2 separate regions of the Homo sapiens genome follow, and region 1 is linked to region 2. The links are chromatin contacts, found by Hi-C or POLR2A ChIA-PET in ENCODE. All regions are on one chromosome and are shown on one strand. Each heading gives the region's core, a stretch centred on a gene start or an enhancer-like site at or near the end of the contact. The rest is flanking DNA. Distances are from core to core; before and after follow the strand shown.

Evidence for each region. A loop is a pair of places that touch in the nucleus more often than their neighbours do. ChIA-PET counts read pairs that join two places held with the same protein, here RNA polymerase II (POLR2A). Pooled maps may share reads with other maps.
Region 1: a map of heart right ventricle shows a loop between it and region 2 (2.9-fold over the local background). The contact joins two enhancer-like sites. A Hi-C loop is called at or near these places in 5 of 168 maps with a recorded cell type or tissue (CD4-positive, alpha-beta T cell, PC-9, heart left ventricle and 1 more), 2 of 37 single-sample maps with no recorded cell type and 4 of 50 pooled maps. POLR2A ChIA-PET finds 5 or more read pairs at or near these places in 4 of 52 experiments (B cell, HEK293, OCI-LY7 and 1 more).

Annotation. Positions count from the first base shown.
Region 1 is chr5:148,964,462-148,967,537 of GRCh38, reverse strand. No RefSeq gene overlaps it. Among named protein-coding and RNA genes, the nearest start is that of MIR584, 96 kb to the left of the region's middle. Within about 2 kb of position 1,582, at least 20 of the 41 ENCODE cell types and tissues checked have a DNase peak (open chromatin) inside an H3K27ac peak, as active enhancers do.
Region 2 is chr5:148,807,725-148,810,923 of GRCh38, reverse strand. No RefSeq gene overlaps it. Among named protein-coding and RNA genes, the nearest start is that of ADRB2, 17 kb to the left of the region's middle. RefSeq lists enhancers at 1,332-1,381, 1,432-1,481 and a silencer at 1,772-1,851. Within about 2 kb of position 1,888, at least 13 of the 41 ENCODE cell types and tissues checked have a DNase peak (open chromatin) inside an H3K27ac peak, as active enhancers do.

The DNA of each region.
Region 1 (3,076 bases), core at 333-2,832, 160 kb before region 2:
TAACTTAAATTGTGGGAACAGACACACCTAATGTGAGACTCAATAAGTTACTTTTCATTATAAACAAAAATTTAGCCCAATACTTTCCAAATTGCCCTATGCCAAAAATATTGCTTACCTCAAGTTTATCCTATGGGCTTCTTCAGTAAGGGAGCTTGCCTTGCTCCATCTGCTCCTGGTCACAGTGGCTAACACAGAAATTTTAATTTTTTAGTGGTGGAATAAGTTTTTCAAACAATAGTTTCATGCAGGACTATGGTATACAAAACAGATCCGATGGAGCTGTTCTGCTGAAGTCACCTCTGATATGCAGCATCCCCCTTAACCCTCCTACCTGGGTCCCTGAAAAACCTGAAAAAAATCACAAGACTTGAGGAGCCATTAGAAAACTGCTGGCTCAGCACCCAATTTGAACAGAATAGGATTCAGTGGACATGGGGTGAACATCATTTGTGGTAGGAAGTTTGCATTGTTTTTTTCTCTCTCTCTTTCTTTCTCTCATCCCTCCCTTTCTCCACCCCCAATATATAGCTGAGGGAATCAAAAGAGTGGTTTTCAGTGATCTTCAGAGATGAGGTGAGAGGGAATCTTTGCGACCCAAATAGGTGGCACCTAGGTTGATGTCTTCACTAGCAAGTTATGGATGTGGGTGTAGGGCCCTTGGTAAGATGAGCAGACATCAAACTAGCTCCTTAAAAAAGGGGAGGCCTTGCACAGGATGGGCTGGAGCCTGATGCTGGTGGTCTCGGTGGAGCTGAGGGTCTGAAGGTGGAGCATGTCCAGAGACATCAGAAAAGGCAGGTCAGTGCAACCTTTGAAGTGGAGGACCTAGGCAAATAGGGCAGAAGGCAGGAAGGTATAGAGCTGAACCAAGTGAGAGAGAAGCTCAAGGCAAATACTGAGGATGCTGTAGATTTACAGGAACTGGAGGGAGAGGCAAAGAAGTCAGTGAACAGGTGAGAACACAGGCTGAAATACAGCCAAGGACAGAATGTCCCAAGCTGAGCTGTCTGCAGCCCGGGGCCTTTCAGTGGCGCCTGGGCTTCCGCAGGGCAGCGTTGGACACAGCTTAAGGGCCTTTGTACCAGGAGGAAATCTGGTTGAGAGTCCTTCTGCTTTGTGTCTGTCCTGTTTGTCATGCTTCTGGGGTTTTTTGGATCTCTCTAAAGAATATACTCATTATTGGAAGATTTGAATTTATGCTTGGGGCTGGGGAAGCCAGAAACCAATCCATTTGATGTCTGTGTGGTTTCATGGCTTGTTAAGTCCCTTTCATATGATCTCATTGCTTCTCTGAAGTATGTCAGGAGGGTCCGTATGATGAATATTACATGGCATCTGATGTCACAGGGCACTGATTATGCCAACACTGCTTATAGAAAGCAGAAGACTAGTGAGGCAGGGAGAGAATTACGGTCCAGACTTGGAGTAGCTGTGCACGTGCAGCTCATTGCAGTCATGCATGCGAATGGTCTCCCACATGCCCGGCCACTGGGCAGGACGGCGGCAGTTATGCATTCCATTAGCAATAGGTCAGACTGGCGTTGGGCTAAGTTTCCTGGATCATGCCACTCAAATGTGTCATGTGTACTCCGTTGTCATAGCACATTGCTCAGGAAGGGTGATCTGGGCCAGAGGACACACACTGGCTGCCGCTAAACTGTGCTGGCCCCCAGATTTTTTTTTTCAATTAGGTCTGCACCAGGTTTAAAATTTTGAATGCGTGCCAATATTTAAAAATGAGAAGATGCCCTTAATATTTGCATTTCTGGTTTTCCTAAAATACTGGAGGGTCTTATTACATTGGTTTTTGCAACTGCCTCCTTTCCATGAGTCATATGTTCTCCACATGTCACAGTCCCCACCCAGCCTGCTTTACTTCTTTACCTCTCCAGCCCCATGGGCACTAGAGTTTGAGTCCCTTGGCTTAGGTTGTTGTCTTACGTAACTTGTCATGTAGAACCAGGGTTGGCAAACTGCTGTCCGTGGGCCAAATGTGGCCCTCCACCTGTTTCTATAAATAAAGTTTTATGGCCGGGCATGGTGGCTCATGCCTGTAATCCCAGCACTTTGGGAGGCCGAGGCGGGTGGATCACGAGGTCAGGAGTTCGAGACTAGCCTGACCATCATGGTGAAACCCCATCTCTACTAAAAATACAAAAATCAGGGAGCGGTTGAGAAGTGGGGTGACAAACAGGGGAAAGTGGGAAGGGAGCATGCCTGTAGTCCCAGCTACTCGGGAGGCTGAGGCAGGAGAATCGCTTGAACCCGGGAGATGGAGGTTGCAGTGAGCTGAGATCATGCCACTGCACTCCGGCCTGGGTGACAGAGTGAGACTCCTTCTCAAAAGTAAAAAGTGAAAAATTAAAAAAATAAAGTTTTACTGGAATGCAGCCACACTCATTTGTTGACACATTGTCATTGCCTATACTACCCAGAGTAGAGTAGTTGTGGCAGGGGCCATATTGCCTGAAAATTCTACAGTATTTATTATGTGGCCCTTTAGAGAAAATGTTTGCCGAGCTCAGATCTAGACTATGGGCAGAGGGCTGACTTTTCACTACAGAATGGCCCACAAGGTATTTTCTAAATAAAGGTTTTCTGCTTTCAGAGGAATCCTTTTTTTTTTTTTTTTGAGACAGAGTCTGGCTCTTTCGCCCAGGCCAGACTGCAGTGGCACTATCTCGGCTCACTGCAAGCTCTGCCTCCCGGGTTCACACCCTTCTCCTGCCTCAGCCTCCCAAGTAGCTGGGACTACAGGCGCCCGCCACAGCACCCAGCTAATTTTTTGTATTTTTAGTAGAGACGGGGTTTCACCGTGTTAGCCAGGATGGTCTCGATCTCCTGACCTTGTGATCCGCCCGCCTCGGCCTCCCAAAGTGCTGGGATTACAGGCGTGAGCCACTGCACCTGGCCAGAGGAATCCTATCACTGTTCTTAAACTAATTTCATTACTTTCCCTCCAGGCTTTATTTATAATCCACCAAAATGAGAGGGGAAGTTGGTGGTCTATTGTTTTCCAGGCCTGGGTTATTATGAGGCCATACAACGTCAGTTTTAGTGTCAGGGCAGTCGG
Region 2 (3,199 bases), core at 639-3,138:
TTTTCTATGTTTAGCTACACAAATTCTTACCATTGTGTTGCAGTTGCCTACAGTATTCAGGACAGTAACAAGCTGTACAGGTTTATAGCCTAGGAGCAATAGGCTATAGCATACAGCCTAGGTGTGCAGTAGGCTCTGTCATCTAGGTTTGTATAAGTACACTCTATGATGTTGGCAAAATGATGAAATCGACTAATGATGCATTTCCCAGAATGTATCCCAGTCACTAATTGGCACATGACTATATATGATATTCTGGAAGGGGCAAAACTATGGATACAGTAAAAACAGGATGTTTTTACTGTATCCATACTGAGGACTTTTCTCATGGCCCCATCCTGTTTTTACTGTATGGACCTGGGCCTGGGGAGAGGGAGGGATGAGTACATGGATCACAGAAGAGCAGTGAAACTATTTTTAGGGCAGTGAAACTATTCTGTAGGATACCATAATGTTAGATGTAAGATATGTCACTCTACATTTGTCAAAACCCTTGGCATGTACATCAAGAATGAACCTTAACATAAACTGTGGAGTTTGGATGATTATGATTTGACTGTATAGGTTCGTCGATTGTAACAAATATACCTCTTTGGTGTGGGATGTTGCTAGTAGGGAAGGCTGTGTGTGTGTGGGTGTGTGTGTGTGAGGGCAGTGAGTGTAAGGAAAATCTCTGTATTTTCTACTCAGTTTTACTGTGAACCTCTGCTTTAAAAAATAAAGTCTAATATTATTATTATTTGAGACAGGGTCTCACTCTGTCACCAGGCTGGAGTGCAGTGGTGAGATCTTGACTCACTGCAACCTTTGCCTCCCGGCTAAAGTGATCCTTCCACCTCAGCCTCCTGAGTAGCTGGGACCACTGCATCCAGCTAATTTTGTATTTTTTGTAGAGATGGGGTTTCACCATATTGCTCAGGCTGGAAGTCTATTATTTTTTTAGAAAGGTGGCTCTGTGCCAGCTGATCTGAAGCAATATTTAAAATACATCAAGAAGTAAAAAAGTGAATTGTACAAGTGTGAGTAGCATGTCTCCATTTGTGTAAACAAACAGTTGTATGTGGCATCTATCCAACATAAATGCTCACCATAGGAATATGTGTATATAAATTCAATAAATTAGTCTAATGTACAATGACATTTTATGCTGTAGTTCAAAGAATGAACTAGATATATATGCTGGTACATAAAGATCTCCCAGATATGAAGTAAGAAAGGTTGAAACAAAACTACGTAAAATATCGCCTTTTAGTATAAGTAACACGTGTTTATATTCACAAACATATTTTGGAAAGTAGAAGCAATTAACAACGTATATATAACATAGGGGACTAGGGACTGGGGCATGGGACCTGTGGAGCGGCCCCGACAGTATACTTTTACTTTCATTTTGGTACTCACCTGTTTTGTTTGAGTTTTTACTATGACTACTATTAAAAAGTGCAATTCAGTAAAAACAAAACCGAAAATCAAAACTAATGCTCCACAGATTTCTTGAATATAGTGTCATGGCCACAAGAGTCCTTTCCTTCATCTCCTCTTTTTTTGGGTGGAGAAATTGAGAAGCAAAAGTTAACAAACTCAATAATAAATCTGTGACTATAGCGACCAAGAGTGGGGGTGGGGCAACGATGTGCCGCAGATAACAGCAAAGAAGTAAAAGTAGAAATTGTTAGAATTTTTAGTAACTTGGAGGGGAAAAGAGGAAGGATGTGAGAAGAAACCAGGAAATGAAAATAAAGATGGCAAAAACTTGAACAAATGAGGAAGGTGCTAGAGAAAAGCCTGAGCTTGCTCAAGCAGTTTCTGGGGCTTATTTTTTGTCCTGAGTGTATGTGACTGCATGTCTCTGTGTATGTCTGCTGATGTGGCCGTTTTTGACAGCCTGGTGGATTAACAGGGCTATAAATCATTCTGTCTCAGAGTTGGAGTGCCCTGAGGGATTACTTTGCTCAGCAGAGCGCCACTTTGGCAGAGGGACCTCAAAGGCAGACAGACACCAAGGAGGGTGGGAGGTCTTGGTCCCCACCCCGGCTGGTGCTGCTCCACTTCTGGCTGCTTTCTGTATCCTGCTTCTGCGTAAATTTGTATTTGTGCAAATCTTCCATTGCTGAAAAATATCCACTGACATACCAACCCTTTCTTAATACAAACAGGGAAACAGGTCCTTAGTGAGGAAAGAATTTGAGAAATATCACAGAGGTAGTAGGAGAAACAGGTCTAGAATATATGGTTTCTGACTCTCAATCTCTGTTACTGATTTATTTTACCTTTTAGCTGAGCCAGAAAAGAAAAGGAAAAGGCCTGAAGGGAAGTTTAAATTTCAGTGGCTTAAGTGGAAAAGGGGATATTCCTAGGGAAAAACAATATTAGACTTGCAAAAACCAATAAGGAGAAAAATTATCAGTAACTATAATAGAATAGACAAAAGAGGAAAATTGCACTCAAATATTTTCGCGGGTGAATTGAACCGTAAAACTAATATTTAAAGATTCAAATGTCAGGGATTTAAATAAATTTTGCCAATGCAACCAAAAAGTGTAACAATTTGATTACCTCTTCTGGGTCAGTCACTTTGCAAGGTGCTGTTGATACAATGGTGAGTAATTCAGACACAATTGCTGTCCTCAACGGTCTGCAGTTGTGTGTATAGTTTGTTGGTTTGAACAAAACAAGAACATGCAATTGCTTATATGAATGATCCTTCAATTCACTCTTGAGCTGCCAATTATTTGCAAAGCTCAGCAAATACTGATATGCACTGACTCATAAAAAGATGTTGGTCTCAGCCTCTGTGAAGTTCAGAGTCAAGATTAAAATCAGCCACTCAGGGGAGCCTGTTGAGGAGGAGAGACCTAAAGTACTTCTTACTGGTTACTGGAAAATGGAGGAGAGACTGGGTAAACAGAGCAGCCACGGGAGCAAAGCAGAGTGTTGCTAAGAGGGAAGGGAAAGAGGAAGAACAGAGGCTACTGCCCCTTGGAGGGCTCTGACATGCTGATATGCTTCACTCGGCTGACATGCTGAGTGAAGCAGCAGGTCAGTGACCAACAAGCCCTGAGGATGCAGCACAGACCCTCAAAACCCCAGAATCCTAAAGCTGGGACTGCCATGCAAGACCCAGGAGTCCAATTCTCCCTGCACAGATGAGAAGCCTGAGGCCCACAGGTGGGAAGTGGCTTATAATTGTCACATGCAA